Linked DNA regions of Homo sapiens: region 2 is linked to region 1. The links are chromatin loops, found by intact Hi-C in ENCODE. Cell type or tissue: heart right ventricle. All regions are shown on one strand.

The links. Hi-C counts contacts between places; a loop is a spot of excess contacts. Peaks named below come from ENCODE experiments on the same cell type or tissue, not always from the same donor. Only the 100,000 strongest peaks of a DNase experiment are listed, where the experiment ranks them.
Region 2: a loop joins it to region 1, with 2.9 times the contacts of the local background. A loop is called at or near these places in 7 of 110 quality-filtered maps.

What each region holds. Positions count from the first base shown.
Region 1 is chr4:176,381,145-176,389,144 of GRCh38, forward strand. It overlaps a transcript of LOC124900817 not described here. Among named protein-coding and RNA genes, the nearest start is that of SPCS3-AS1, 65 kb to the left of the region's middle. In heart right ventricle, no CTCF peak of the experiment used is centred here; no DNase peak of the experiment used is centred here; H3K4me3 peaks cover 1,035 bases; H3K27ac peaks cover 4,178 bases.
Region 2 is chr4:176,632,683-176,640,682 of GRCh38, forward strand. No RefSeq gene overlaps it. Among named protein-coding and RNA genes, the nearest start is that of HAFML, 18 kb to the right of the region's middle. In heart right ventricle, a CTCF peak has its summit at 3,448; no DNase peak of the experiment used is centred here; H3K27ac peaks cover 1,672 bases.

The DNA.
Region 1 (8,000 bases):
AGGTTTTTGGCTAGGAGCTGGACTCCTCACCACTGTCTCATTTCAGGCCTCCATCACCTCATTTTGGGATTATTAGAGGTGCTTTTATCCATTCTCTCCACTTCTCTGAAGTTTTTTTCCAGCATGATCCATCATGCTCTTGATTGCCAGATTGCTTGCTTCTAAATCACTAGATCACTAAATCACTGTATCGTTCCTCTACTTTGGAATCTAGTATGTATTATTTTTATACCAAACTCGAGCCACTCAGGTGAGCATGTAAGGCCTTTGTTTGATGGGCTTCAGTTTATTTATCCATATTTTACTACTTCTTACAAAGTTTTCTCAGATTTTCCTAAGCCAATGATGCTCAATCAAGCTTGTACAACCCAAGGCCCATGGCCACATGAGGCCCAGGGTGGCTTTGAATGTGGCTCAACACAAATTTGTAAACTTTCTTAAAACATTATGAGATTTTTTTGCCGTTTTGTTTTTTAGATCATCAGCTATCGTTAGTGTATTTTATGTTGGCCCAAGACAATTTTTCTTCTTCCAGTGTAGAATACAGAAACCAAAAGATTGGACCCCCGTGCTCTATATCTTTTGTACATGACAGTTCCTTCTCAGCTCCAGCCTTTCATACTGTTCTTAGAACATCTTTGACTGTCAACTCCACCTATCAAGCTATTCTTTTTCTTTTCAAACTCAGCTAAAGATATCGTCTCTGTGCAGCCACTGCCCTGCCCCTCACACTGATTCTTTTTGCTGTTGTTCTTGCTGGTTCATGAATTCTTCAGCCGCTATTTCATTGCTTTTGTCTGTCACACTACTAAAATATAAATACTTGTTCAACAAACAACTTCGAATTATTCTCTAGTTATTTATTTTTTCTTAAAAAAAGGGTTCAATTGTATCCCCATCTAATTTTTAGGTATTAATCCTTCTTCATCAGGTATTATATTCTGCACTTCCTAGGTGGCAGGCAGAATACTTGGTATTTTCATTTATGTCATATAATTTAATTTTCACAAAGGCTCGTGAGTCATGCAATATTTATCATGAGGTATACAAGATAAAAATGAATCTCAGAAAGTTGGAGTAATTTTGTCATGCATAAAAGACCAGTATACTGGCAGTTGTGAGATCTTTCTTGCGCCAATGTCCATGCTTATTTTCTTCTACAAGATGCTGCCATTATACTGGAAACACAATAGTGACAGGGTCAATGAATGAGACTCAATGCTAGTTTATGTTTATATGTTCTCTACCTCAAGAAAAAGTGTATCTATTCAGCATCATTAGTAAAGTTATTAACTCTAAGTTTTTGTTGTTAAAAAAAATTGATTCTGGACGAAGGTGTTATTAGCATTAAAGGCAGGGAGTCAGAGACACAGGCCTTTTATTTGGAATCTTGAGATTTCATCTAAGAAATCTTGCCCTTTTGATGTGACCTGGTTGAGATGCCACAACCCTTGAGTGTTGGCCTCCTCATTTGGCAGATGAGATTATCAGATTGCTGATTTCTGAAGTCCATGTTGGCAATAGTGGGGGTTGGATTCTATGCCTTTTTTTAATTACTGCACTCCGAGTTTGTTTTCTACAATGTACTCAGTTCTTCCTCCCCAATATAAACTGTATATAGCTACTTCCCATCATGATGTCCTCCTTCTGTTAGAGACAACTAGAATATGACACTTTTTCTCTGTTTTCCATCATATGGTTTAAAGTGCCATGTCTTTGCCTCTGAATTTGTTTTAAAAGGAGACATTACAGTATTAGTATCTTTATTTAAAGAAAATCTAACCTGAGCATCATTATTTATTGGTCAGTCTTCAAGTCATAGCTGTCATAATGTATTGGAGTCAAATAAACAAATTTCCATCTCTTCAGGTCCTGGACATATTTTTAAATATATTAATGCTATTATTACCATTGTTATTTAAAATGTGTTAAAACATTATCTTCATAGCAGATATCATACACAAATACTCAAGAACATACCTTCAGTAGAGGTAGAAATTAGAACAAAGTTATAGCCCTCTTTCCCCAGCCCGACAAGAAGGGGAAAAAGAAATAGAAATTTACCAATTATGTTATGATGCAAGGAATACAATTCTGTCCTAGAATGTGAGTTGTGTATGAACTTCAAAGTATGCACTAGTGAAAGTCAAAGCCAAATTAGTGAATTCATTTTATTATATTTCCCACTATTTGTTGAATGTATATTTTAAAACATTGATTTTTTTCCGTGACTGTTTTTTAGTCCTGAGAAAGGGAAATGATGCAGGAGGAGATGGTGAGAAAAGTTAAAAGAAACAATGGGTTGAGTCACAGTGCAAGGCTCTGTTTCATAGATTCCCATGTACAGCAAAAATGCTTGTAGAGGGAGATGAGAGGGAAAAAAGCCCAAGCTGATTTCAAAAATACTGTAGTAGCCAAGAAGAACGTTTGAATTTTAAAAAGCAAAATGAATGTCCACGTCATTACATACTGCCCCATTTCCTTGAATTATGGCCGTGTGAAATTGATTTCTGTGTAGATTGGATTCACTGGCAGTTTCCTTTCCTACAAAGTCCCACAGTTCCCTTTCCTTTCCTTTCCTTTCCTTAAAAAGCAAAGGTACCTCTTGGATTTACTATAACTCACAATGTCCATCCTAATAACGGGAACCAGTCTGACACGGCGTTTGATTTGCTGAACTTAGGTGGGCTTCTGAGACCTCCCCACTTTCTTCTCTGACGTGCACATTTCTGATAAGAAAGGCAGCCACTGCTTTAAAACAATGTAGCCTGAGTTTACACTGGCAGGTGGCTTTTCCTCACTGCTTTGGAAACACAGCTGCACATTCTGTTTACAAGGGTTTTCCACCATCAAGTCTCTGAAATTTTAATCTGGCTAACAAGCATTTTTACTGATGATAAAGTGAAAACTTCCCTCTGCTATAAAATGAAAAGAGGCTTTCTTCTTGGGAATCTAGATTTTGACAAGCATATTTCTTTTTTTCTATTGCTAACCTTCTCTCCTTTTTGCATGTGGATCTCGTTAGGAAAAATCATAACATTGGAGACATTTATTTTCTGATAAATATCGTAACCGTCATGCTAAAAAGTAGAGGTTTTTAAAAATAATCTCATGTTAGTCGTTTGTTGGTGATTACGGAGACTTACAAGCAAGGCTGCCTATCCACATTGGTTAAATCTACCATCAAGAAGGAAACAGATGTACCCAGGCATTTTCTCATTAATATGTTGATGCTTTCTTACTAAACTCCTTAATTCTTTCTAGGAAAAGAGAGAAATGACTGTGGTTTTAACCATAAGCATATCATCGTTTGCAAACCTGCCACTAACCTTAGCAGGATCTGGAGCAAAAGTACAAATGTAAACCCCATAATATTTGGCTAAATATCTAGCAATTATAAATCAAGCTAACAGAAAGTTTAAAAAATCTGTCCTATTTTCCTATCTTAACACATTTCTTTTCATGATGACTTGGAAGTATAGGTCTGAATTCAAACTTCCTGGACCATTCCAAGTCCTGAGCTGGGATGTGCTGGTAGACTTGGAGCTGGCTTCAGGCATATGACTTGACATTTTCCTTTCCCACCCTCAGCTCTGCCCCTCGCCATGAGAAGCCCCACATGCACAGGTGTGGACGCCCAGCCTGGATGCATTTCTTTCTTTATTATTTATTTATTTATTTATTTTTTTGAGATGGAGTCTCACTCTATCACCCAGGCTGGAGTGCAATGGCACGATCTCAGCTCACCACAGCCTCTGCCTCCTGGGTTCAAGCGATTCTCTTGCTTCACCCTCCTGAGTAGCTGGGATTATAGGCATGCGGCACCACACCTGGCTAATTTTGTATTTTTAGTAGAGAAAGGGTTTCTCTATGTTGGTCAGGCTGGTCTTGAACTTCCGACCTTAGGTGATCCACCCGCCTTGGCCTCCCAAAGTGCTGGAACTATAGGCATGAGCCACCGTGCCTGGCCGCCTAGATGCGTTTCTAAGCTCCATCCATACCTCCCTCATTCAACAAACGGTGGCTGCTTGGCCACCCCTAGGGCCTAAGAGTGCAGACACCTACGCATACTCACCTTTGGAGGGAAGAGTCCAAAACAATCCTGGAAACAGGCTTAGAGCTATGTGGGCAGGGAGTTGGGGGACTGGTATATCGATAGCAAAGTCTTGAAGGGTTAGTGTGGGCTCCATGTGGGGAGGGGATAATGTCTCCTTGGTCATATGAGCTCCTCAGTTCTTGTGAAGACATGGCCAGGGAAACACAGGGCCCAGGACAGGGTACTAGTTACTTGAATCCTTGTTACTTGTATCACAGTCTGTGTTGAGAATAGTTGGGAATATACAAAAACAAAGTAACAGTCATAAGGTAAGGGTGCTGCTTAAATTACCTTTAATTTGGGAATCTAAATGAAATAGACATAATAAATGGCTACACAAATGATGTTATTTAGGAGCAAGATATCCTGTCCCAAATATCAATTCCATCTGCAGGCCATATTCAGATTTCAAATTAATTACTGCTTTTGAGGCTCTGGCAAACAAAGTAGAGAATTTTTTTAGATATTGCCTCTATATCCTTAATAACAAGTTAATTCTTCCTCAGCACACAATTATGGGGCATCTGTATTGTACCAGGCATCATGCTGGGTGCTGGGCAGTTCACCAAAGAGATAAAAGAGAACAGATCCCATTCTCAAGGTGCTCCATATTTAAGGACATAATTTGATGGCTTATGGTAAGTGCTAATAAAGAAACATTTAAGACACTTTGGTATCTGAAAGAATTGAACAAATTTCTGGATGCAGGATAATGCAATGGTTAAGTGGATGGGCTTCGTATTCAGAGATCTCTGTTTAATTCCCAATTCTACCACTTACTAGTTTCAGTTACTTAATCATAAGCCTTAATTTATTTTATCTGGGAAGCAGATTGTATTGAGAAAACACATATGTTAGTGTAGGCCTTACTATGTGCAAGCTCTTTGGATGTAATGACAACAACATCATGAGGAACTATTATTAGCTCCACTGTACGGAGGGAACTGAAAGCACAGGGAGATTACTTAAAGTACTGAAAGTACCTTACTCATAGGGAATAATGGAACTAAGATGACAACCCAAGTAGTTTGACTCCAGCATCTCTAATTTTAACCACTATTCTTTACTTCCTTCTAAGGAAAAGTACATTTCCTGACACCTAGTAAGAGCACATTACACCATTATTATAACTATTGTTAGTGACTATACCTTGATAAAGGCAAGGCAAGCAGGTAAGGAAAGGCTTCACATCAGCAGTAATTAAGTTGTGCTTGAAGGAGGCATGGGAAGACCAAGCCATTTCAGGCAGAAGAAGCTATATATAAAGGTCAAAAGAGAAGGTGATATTGACGGGATACTGGGACTAGAGTGGATATTAGGAAGTCGTGGCAAATGGGGCCAAACCCTGGAGGGCCATATATACCAAACTAAGGAATCTGGTATTTATTTATTGGGTAAAGGATGAAAGAGTGGGTAGATGGCCAAATTTTAACGAAGAGAATATTGTTAGGTGACTTTCTACTAATCTGATAATTTGTCATTAATAAAGGAAGATAACTTTAATGATCTGCAACTCATGAATATGGGAACCAGTTAATTCTAAAGACTGAGAGTGGTGTTTGCAGCCTAGAAACCACCTTCCACGTGTGGGGAAACAAAAAAAGGCTTCAGCTGATAGGCTGATTGCATCTTCTTTGATCCAGTAACTATGAAGAAAATGTACCTTGCATTTGCTGCTATAGAATTATCTCCTTAACGCAAAGCTTCTTCGCTTTGGAACCCCCACACTCAAATGTTATTGAAAGGATGAACTGCTATGTTTGTTTCTGTTTGGACTTTTATCTTTTCCCATTTTGAAATACATTAAAAATACATTCCGTATAACATTTAAATGGACTTGCTGTAGGTGCAGGTTCTTAAGAATGCAATTCTTTTTATTTATTTATTTATTTATTTGTTTGTTTGTTTATGTATTTATTTTTTTATTATACTTTTAGGGTACATGTGTACATTGTGCAGGTTAGTTACATATGTATACATGTGCCATGCTGGTGTGCTGCACCCACTAACTCGTCATCTAGCATTAGGTATATCTCCCAATGCTATCCCTCCCCGCTCCACAACAGTCCCCAGAGTGTGATATTCCCCTTCCTGTGTCCATGTGATCTCATTGTTCAATTCCCAACTATGAGTGAGAATATGCGGTGTTTGGTTTTTTGTTCTTGCGATAGTTTACTGAGAATGATGATTTCCAATTTCATTCTTGATATAACATCGTCAAATATTTTTGAGGGTACTATAAGTGCAAGTTAGTGTACTAAGTATTGAGGGGGGAAGATATAAAGATAAAAGGCTAAGTTAATTAGCCATGTCATGTAATTATGCAATTTTTACAATTCAAATGAGTCCTGTGTACTCTGTCCTTATTTTCTGCTTAGCTCTGACTCATTCTTATTTTAATGATCCTGAAAAATAGCTTCCCAGTCTTTCCAAATATCTATTACCTCCCCCATCTCCCATGTCTAATGTAAAGCTAAATTGTTTATTTAACAATTGTGACTGAATTCAATGGATTTGTATAACTGTGTAAAGCTGGTCCAACTATTTCCCTAGGGGCATGTATCACAACATGAACTTTTTGGCAGAGTCTGTGTAGTGCTACTGTTTTTCAAGACCGTGTTTTGATTTTTAGAATACTCTAGTTCAAAATTGAACTGAAAGGTTCCAAATTGGAAGTCAAAATTTATGTGCTTCAAATAGTAAACATATGTAACTCTAATATGTATGAACACTATGTGTTTGCATGTGTGACAGTGATAGTGAGAGAAAAATACTGGAGAGAAAATTTTGGAGAGAAAATGATTGGTTCAGCGATTTTGACTGAATTGGCTTATAAAACCAATTCACTCCCTCTCTCACCAAAGAATGAGTGAGTTTTTGAGACTCAGTTCCTGTCTCTCATCTTCTTTGACACCTCCCCTGAATGCTTATCTTACGGTCCTACCATTTTATATTGAGTCAGTAAACAGCAATGACTGATTATTCTTCATAAAGTCCATTATTTCTTTGAATTAATTTTATTGGCTAATTATTATAGTGTGCATAGTTACAGTATATTTGTGTATTTTATACTAAAAGTAAAGACAATGAAAGCCCTATTATAAGCATCCTACACATCTATATTCTGGTATAGGGATACCCAACCCCTGGGCCAGGGACCAGTCCACGGCCTATTAGGAACTGGGCCACAGAGCAGGAGGTGAGTGGCAGGTGAGCGAGGGAAGCTTCATCTGTATTTACACCTGCTCTCCACTGCTTGCATTCCCACCTGAGCTCCGCCTCCTGTCAGATTGGCACTGGCGTTAGATTTTCATAGGCATGCACACCCTATTGTGACCTGCGCATGCGAAGGATCTAGGTTGTATGCCCCTTACGAGAATCTAATGCCTGATGATCTGTCATTGTCTCCCATCACCCCCAGATGGGACCGTCTAGTTGCTGGAAAACAAACCCAGGCCTTCTACTGATTCGACATTGTGGTGAGCTATATAATTATTTCATTATATATTATAATGTAATAATAATATAAATAAAGTGCACAATAAATGTAACGCGCTTGAATCATCTCGAAACCATCCGCCATCACTGGTCTATGGAAAAATTATCTACCATGAAACTGGCCCCTGGTGTCAAAAAGGTTGCGGACCACTGTTCTGGTATACCTTACAGTCAAATAATACTTTTCTGGGTTGGTTAAATTTAAAAAGAAGTGTGGTGTTTGATGAAGAAGAAAGACGTTTCATTTAGCTAAATAATATGATGAAACGTAGATTTGATCACACAAAACATTACGGCTCATTCAAGAGTTACTTGTGTGCATATTTGAAATAATGGGTTACAATTTTTAGGTTAAATAAAGAATGGAGACCAGAGACTGATCTCCTGAGAGAACAGGAAAGCATTA
Region 2 (8,000 bases), 250 kb after region 1:
TTTCAGGCATGGGCCACCACACCCAGCTCATTTTTGTATTTTTGTACACATGAGGTTTCGCTACGTTGCCCTAGCCTGGTCTGAAGCTCCTGGGCTCAAACAATCTACCCGCCTTGGCCTCCAAAAGTGCTGGGATTACAGGTGTGAGCCACCACATCCAGCCAAGATTAGTGGGATTTTGATGCCTTTTTGAGTGATCATCATTAACCTATGCAATGAAAATTCAAGCTCACTTTTCTGTCCTTTTCCAAGGAAGTCTCCTGTGTCCCTAAGTGAAGACCTGTTTGGACTTTTATTACGTGCTTTGAAACTCAGAGTTTATTGCTTTGGGGGACTGGCTTTCACCACAGGTGACTTGAGGGCTTGATAGGCTTCTGTAATTATTCCCATCTTTTCACTAACTTTGTGATATTCTTAGATCTGGGCAGAAAGTCTTTTGGCCAGCTTATCCCTCCTTGAAGTCTGTTGGCTGTTTACTATAAAAACAACGACAGCAGCACACACCAGGATCTTCCAGGGAAATCCAAAGAGACCTGAGACTTGTCTCAAGCTTTAAGACAACACCAGAAAAGCACCCCACAGCTGCTCTGAGACCAGTTGGGAGGATAGCTTTGTGACAGAAAGCAGGCTCTCCTTGGCTCCAAAGGGCACTGCAGCCCCGCCTCTGATTACCAGTATCCTGTAGGCCACAGCTGACTGCATGGAACCTTAGAGAGTATTGCCTTAAATTCAAACAAGTGCCTGGCAAGCAGGACAGACCACCAGTTGGGCTGGGGAGAGGGGAAACCAACCAGGTTCTATAAAACGCACTTTGAGGCTGGGCTTGGTGGCTCAGCCTGTAATCCCAGCACTCTAGGAGGCCAAGGTGGGCACATCACGAGATCAGGAGATTGAGACCATCCTGGCTACAGTGAGCCGAGACTGTGCTACTGCACTCCAGCCTGGGTGACAGAGGGAAACTACGTCTCAAAAAAAAAAAAGCACTTTGATTTTCTCTGCACACATAGAAAGTGGTATTATTATCCAGTGCATTTGGGGAAATGGAAAGATCTGATTGCAGCCAGAGACCACCTTGGAGCTTGCACCACTCTAGGCCCCACCTGGCCATACAGAAGCCCCAGAAGATCAAAGCAGTGTTATGCTTTTCCCACTTCTCTGCACATGGGCATCGGGGGGCATGATAATGGGCCTGAAGTAGAAGAGGGCTCATGTGCTCATATCCCTGGGTGAGGTGAACTCTCTTGAATCAAAGTTTCTCTCTGCAACAGAAAGGCTTGATTCTGTCTTAAAAGTACAGAGATCTCCCTGACCCGACGGCTCCCACTCTCCCCTGTGTTTGCTCAGTGCAGGCAGGCAGACACAGAAGACTGAAGGGTCTCACTAGAGGTATTAATTAAAAGAACTAAAAGAGGTATTAATTATTGAAGAACTCTGGGGAGATCAGTTGAAACTGCCAAGGTCTTCAAGTTTCATGGACTTTCTGTGGAGCGAGTTAGTCCTTGTTTGATCCAAGTGGATGGGGATGAGTCTCCTCTGGGGCTGACTTCATGATCCAGGCTCCTTCCCTCATGTGGCCCTGCCATTTTCCACACATGCCTCTCAAGGTCACCCTGGAGCCAGTCTCCAATCCACAGAGTCATCTTCAGAAAGTGTGCTGCTGCGTAGAGAGCAGATCTTCTTTTGGCTAAATTTGCCACTTTTAATTTCTTCAAATCACATCTTATTCTCTTACTATCTTTCCAGTAGACTCAGGCTAAGAGCCTCCTTGTCCATCACCTGGGTCTCTGCTGTGAATGATTCCTCCCTAGTACAACTTCCAGGATTCTCTGTCTTGGTCTGTCCTAAGTCAGAAAAAAAAGGCCTCTGGGTGTCTGTAGGTAGAGTTCAGTTCTCAGACTGACAGCATCTGTAGTTGCAGGCCTGTGCTGGGAGATAGTCCTATTGCTGCTAACACAAAAGGTCGGTGGCTCAGGCAGCCCTGGAAGAGATATGGGGCTACTCAGGTGGAGAGAATTACACTGCACAGCAATGCAGGGATGGTCTTCTTCTGGGGCATTCCAGCAGCCATACCTCAGGGCACCATGGCCCAAAGTCATGTTGCAGATGAGAAGTTGCTGAGCACCAACAAGGAAAAATGCCTGGACCAGTAGAGCTGTTGGGCAGAGCTTCCAGACCCAAATCCTACTAGTCATACCCTTATGGGCGACGATGTAGCTCACTGGGTGGAGTTAATGATGTGGGGGCTGGAAAGGGCAGAATGGCAGGCTGGAAATTCAGGTAAGAGTTGAAGTTGTGGTCTTGAGTCTGAAATCTGTACGACAGACCAGCAGGGTGAGAATTTACGCAGGATTTTTATGGTACATTCTTTTTTTTCTTTCTTTTTGTTGTTGTTGTTTTTTTTAAGAGACTTGGTCTTCCTTTGTCATCCAGGCTGGAATGCAGTGGTGTGGTCATAGCACACTGCTGCCTCGAATCCCTGGGCTCAAAAGATCCTCCTGCCTCAGCTTCCCAAAGTGATGGTATGACAGGCATGAGCTCCCACACCTGGCCTCTATGGTACATTGTTGAGACAGAATTCCTTCTTCCATCTTTCTACTTTTTGATGTATAATTTTATTTCAACTACACTGGAGAAAAGGAGGACTTTCAAAAGTAGGAAAAATACAATCTCTAACAAAAAATAATAGTGTAAAATGGCAAAAAGGAATTCCCTCTTCTGGGATTGACAGAGATTTACAATTCAGAAGTAACCTGCAAAATGTAACTGAGAAAGCTCAAAGGAAGAGACAAATTCCCACACTTGATCTAACTCTGAAAGTACAGTTTAGGTAAGGGATGGCCTTACACGTTGACCCAGGGCAGGCACACAACATGTCTCCAGATTGCAAAGCTCAGCCTTGGGAAGGGAGAGAAAATGATGAAAATGTTCAAACCTTAGATTTCCTGCAGGCTTGACAAATGAAGCCTGACATCTCACCTGATTTTGGGAGTGTCTGCTCTTCTGCAGCAGGTCTTATTTTAACTATTTGATCCTAAGAGTAGGGATTTCTCAGCACAATATAATTGTGACAAAGCACTTGCTCTGACGCAGAAGCTGTTGACCTGGTTGGTGCCAAGGCCAACTTTGAGCAGATTTCCTGCGAGCAGATGGGTCAAGGAAAGTTTTTCACTGATGAGTAATTTATTTAATATTGCCACATTGCCCTCCTCCTTTTCTGGGAGTGCCGTTAACAGAATGCTCCCTAGACTTGCCTGAATGACATTCACTGCCCCAGTGTGAGAATATTATTATTATTATTATTATTTTGTATAGGATAGGTTTGCTTGTTAAGGATGTTTTGTTATTTCAGCAGCCTTCAAACATGTAATAAATAAATTTCCCTTGGGTTGGCCCTTCCTCTCATTTCCTGAAGGAGGAGCTGATTGTTCTCACAGCTCCCCTGGGATATTTCAGGCCGTCTTCAAATGACTAAAGTGATGATGACGTCATTCCCTTGTGCACACCATTCACGTAGAGAACCCGGGGAAGGTCATTTATAGTATCAGCATCAAGGCTGGGATTGTCTGCCCTGGATTTCTCTGAAGCTAAAGAAACCACCACATGAAGTTTCCACAGAATATGGTAGAAGAGGCTTAAACTCATTGAGATGCTCCTTTAGAATATTTGCCTTGCATAGTAGCATCTAGAGAAGAATAAAAAGACTTGATTATTTCCGAAGAGAATGAGGACAGTGTGATTTCCAACACAAAGTGCAGCTAGTTCTGCCTGACACTGGACAAAAACCATTAAGCAGATAAGCCTTGCAAACATAATGGACATTTCTGGAAGATGATGACTTCTCTTCAGTGCTATGTAATTAGATTTGAGTGTATGAAGCAAAGGTGCTAAAGCTATATTGCTGCCCACTCAAAATGATTGAATGATTATGCAAAATTTATTCCTCAGAAGTGTGGGATGCTCAGAGCTCAATTGCTTGCAGTCCTGAAATAAGAAGCTATAATTTGACAGTCACTTAAACTGATGTTTTTTTCAATAATAATGAATTGTTCATTTTGTAAATGAACCCCAAATCCTCAGTCCTGGTAACTGACTAAACATTCCTGCACCCTAATTTCAGGGACATAATTATGTAATTATGAAGTTATTAAGTAAAGCCAAAAAAATATAAATATAAATGATTCTGAGGGTTCAGGGGGTTTATCTAACATGACAACATTATTGGAATTATTATTAACGTGAGTTTCTACAACATTTATTTCCATAAGTGTTCCAAATTATTGTGCTTTTTAAAGTTTTTCTCCAGGGAGAGAAACAACAAAAAAGGGGAGTGCGCTAGAAAAAAGGCTCTTCCTATTCTTTTCCTGTTCAAAATTTTAGCTGATTTGAATGCTACAGATTTATCATTTGGTGAATCCTATATGTTCTCCTTTTTCACTCCAAATCAAATATTTTATTCTTTTTCTATTATCTACAGTATTAAAGTATATTCTATTATATTTAGAAAATATAAATAAAATAAAAGAAGAAAAATATTCTGAAATTTGAAACCAATATTGTTAAACTTAATTTTATTATGAAAATAAACCGGGCCAGGTGCGGTGGCTCATGCCTGTAATCCCAGCACTTTGGGAGGCCAAGGTGGGGGAATCACGAGGTCAAGAGTTCAAGAACAGCCTGGCCAACATGGTGAAACCCCGTCTCTACTAAGAATACAAAAATTAGCTTGGTGTGGTGGTACATGCCTGTAATCCCAGCTACTCGGGAGGCTGAGGCAGGAGAATTGCTTGAACCCAGGAGGCGGAGGCTGCAGTGAGCCGAGGTTGCACCACTGCACTCCAGCCTGGGCAACAGAGCAAGACTCCATCTTGAAAAAAAATAAAAAAGAAAGAAAAGAAGCTCCACTCCAATTACATTGAATTTTACAGATATTCTTTAAAGTATAGCAATGGCATGCCCTTAGCCTATTAAGTGTATTTGATTGATAATTTCAGTACATAATTTATTCTCAATGCAGGCTTAGGAGTTAGATCGCCTGGGTCAGATTTTGTGATTCATCCATCACAGCTGTGTGACCTCTGGAAAATTACTTATTTTTTTCATGCTCCATCTTCTTCACCTGATATAATGAAGTGTGGATAATAGTACATCTACTTTCTAGGGTTATTATGAAGATTATCTGAATCAATTATTGAAAGTACTAAGAATAGTGCTTAGCTTATCCTAAGAATTCAATAAATATTAGCTATATTGATAGCGATTACAATAGTAGTGTGCAAAACGATACTTAACTAAATATCTTAGTAGATACAGATAGCTGGGTGAGGTCTAATTCTTGTCCTCAATGAGTTTATAGTGGAATAAGGCAAATAAGTGAATGACAATAATATAAAGATGAGAAGAAAATTCTGAAGTATTTGATATTATGTCGGGGTTAAAGAATCATTAATCCAACACACATTCTGAGGTACCCGGGGATTTTGGTACCTGTGACAAGTTTTGATAAATCTAATATGTGTTGAATTGCTTAGGACAAAATTTTGATTTGAGAGGGTTCAAGAAAGCAAGAGACTAGAGGTACTTGAGGCATCCAACTATAAACCATTTTATCAAGGAATTTTGCAACAATGGGAAGCAGAAAAATAAGGGTAATGGAGAAAAAATGTGGTGTTCAGATGTTTGTTCTACTTAAGATGGGAGATAGAATCATATAATTTAATGATGAGTGACTGATCCAGTTCAGAGAAAGAAATAGATCATGAAGAAGAGAGTAGAATTGCTGGAATGATGTCCTCTAGTAGGTAAGATTGGATGAAATCTAGAACATAAGTGAGAAGTTGGCCACAGGTAAGATCAGGAGGGCAACAGCTTAAAAGGAGGTAATTTTGGTATAACAGAAGCTGGTCAATGCACAGATATTGCGAAGAACATTGTGGCAGTGCCCTTCTGATTGCTTCCAAGTTTTCAGTGAAAAAAAGTAGCTGAAAGTAAAGATTGGAGATGAAATATTAGGTGTTCTAAGAGGGAAGAAAAGGTATACAACAATTGTCTAGGAGACTGAGGGTGCATGTGGGAAGATGATGAGCAGGTACAGACTTGGGTTTTATCAGGGTTAAAGTGTTTGCCAAGAGTGCATATGAGCAACAAGGGAATAGTTATAATTAAGAAGTATAAAATTTAATTTAAATTAGATCAGAGAGATATGATGTCATTAGGAGGTAGCTGGTTAATGGTTAGCAATTCTCAACAAGCTAAAGATAGTTGTAATCAGAGGGAATGATAAAGAAAGGTCTCATAGAGTGGAATGCGTGGAATTGATATTTTAGAGAGATTGTGGATATTGAAACAGACAAGGCCCAGAATATGGCCATGGGAGTAAGAGAATGAGATAGGTGGAGTAGGAGATCCTTCATTCACTTATTAACTAAATATTATAGACAAGAAGATCAAAGAACTGAGAAGACAGGATATTATGTAATCTATATGAGTTTTGGTGTTGTAATACAGGATTGCAAAGAGTAAGAGTCATCCAGGAAAGAACTCTTAATAAAGACTTTTATTAAGAGTTTAGTAGGTGACGGCCATATGGAGGGAAGTGCATGGAGTGTGCTGATGCGTAAGCTGAAGCTAAAGGACTTGAGGGGGGTAGAGGGGAGAATGGTCTCAAGAGTAAGGCTTCCTTGGTCTGGAGGTGCCAGGGATGTGGCCAAGAAACAGTCATCTCTGAAGTGAGCCGATTAGAAAAAGCCATGCTCTTAAGAGAAAGCCATATTTTGGTTAGAGTTAAGTTTAAAGATAACAGCAATTTTTCTGACTACTGACTTTAAATTCTGAAGGGTACAGTGGAAGAAGGGTTTTAGATGTTGTAGAAGAATGGAGAGAAGTTAGAAAAGGCAATGTAGGTTAGAATCTGAAGGATGACATGACTGGGGAGACCTTGAATTCTTGCGAAAAGCAAGATAAGATGATTTCTCAATATTTTATGGCAGAGAGTGATAGTGAGGCCTGGATTGCTGGATGGAAGGAGAGTGAAGCTCTTGTCAGGAGGACATGGAGATCCAGGAGGTCCTCTTCATTCAATAATGATGATGTGAAAGAGGGAATGAGTTTTCTTTTTCTTTTTCTTTCTTTTCTTTTCTTTTCTTTCTTTTTTTTTTTTTTGAGATGGAGACTCGCTCTATCACTCAGGCTGGAATGCAGCGGTGCGTGCCATCTCGGATCACTGCAGCCTCCATCTCCCAGGTTCAAGCGATTCTCCTGCCTCAGGCTCCCAAGTAGCTGAGATTACAGGCACCCACCACCATGTCCCCCTAATTTTTGTATTTTTAGTAGATACAGGGTTTCATCCTGTTGGTCAGGCTGGTCTCGAACTCCTGACCTCAAGTTGTCACCTGCCTTTTCAAATCCAGAGAAACAGAGTTCCTGAGATTCCTCTGGACTGGTGATGTTGCCAGGAGGTGAGAAGATGCACTGGCTTCTCTGATACAGTCAGGCAAGGCAGGTAGGCAGGTTTGACATAAATCCCGGGTCAAGAATGGCCATCAAGGTGACTTATTCTACACCAGGGTCCTAGGGTTTCTCCATCTTATTACTATCAACATTTTTTGCTAAGTAACTCTCTGTTGTGGGGGCTGTCCTGTGAGTTCTGGAATATTTAACAGAATCTCTGACCTCTACCCACTGGTTTTCAGTAGCACAGTCTCAGTTGGGACAACCAATAATGTCTCCAGACATTGCCAATGTTCTTTGGAGAGCAAAAAATCACCTCCAGTTGAGAACCACTTGTCTAAATCTATGTAAGGAATCATGAGAGCATAGGAGACAGGGCAGTAAACTTTATTGGGATATATCAGGAAAGGCTTCACACAGGAAGTAATAATTTTCTGGGCAATCCAAACACTTGGGGAAAGAATTCACAGTGAGGAAATATTAAAAGAAACTTGATGTTGCTGTTTATTAAGCTAATTGAGTCATTAGGTGGGACCGTTTCTAAATGAGTGGGT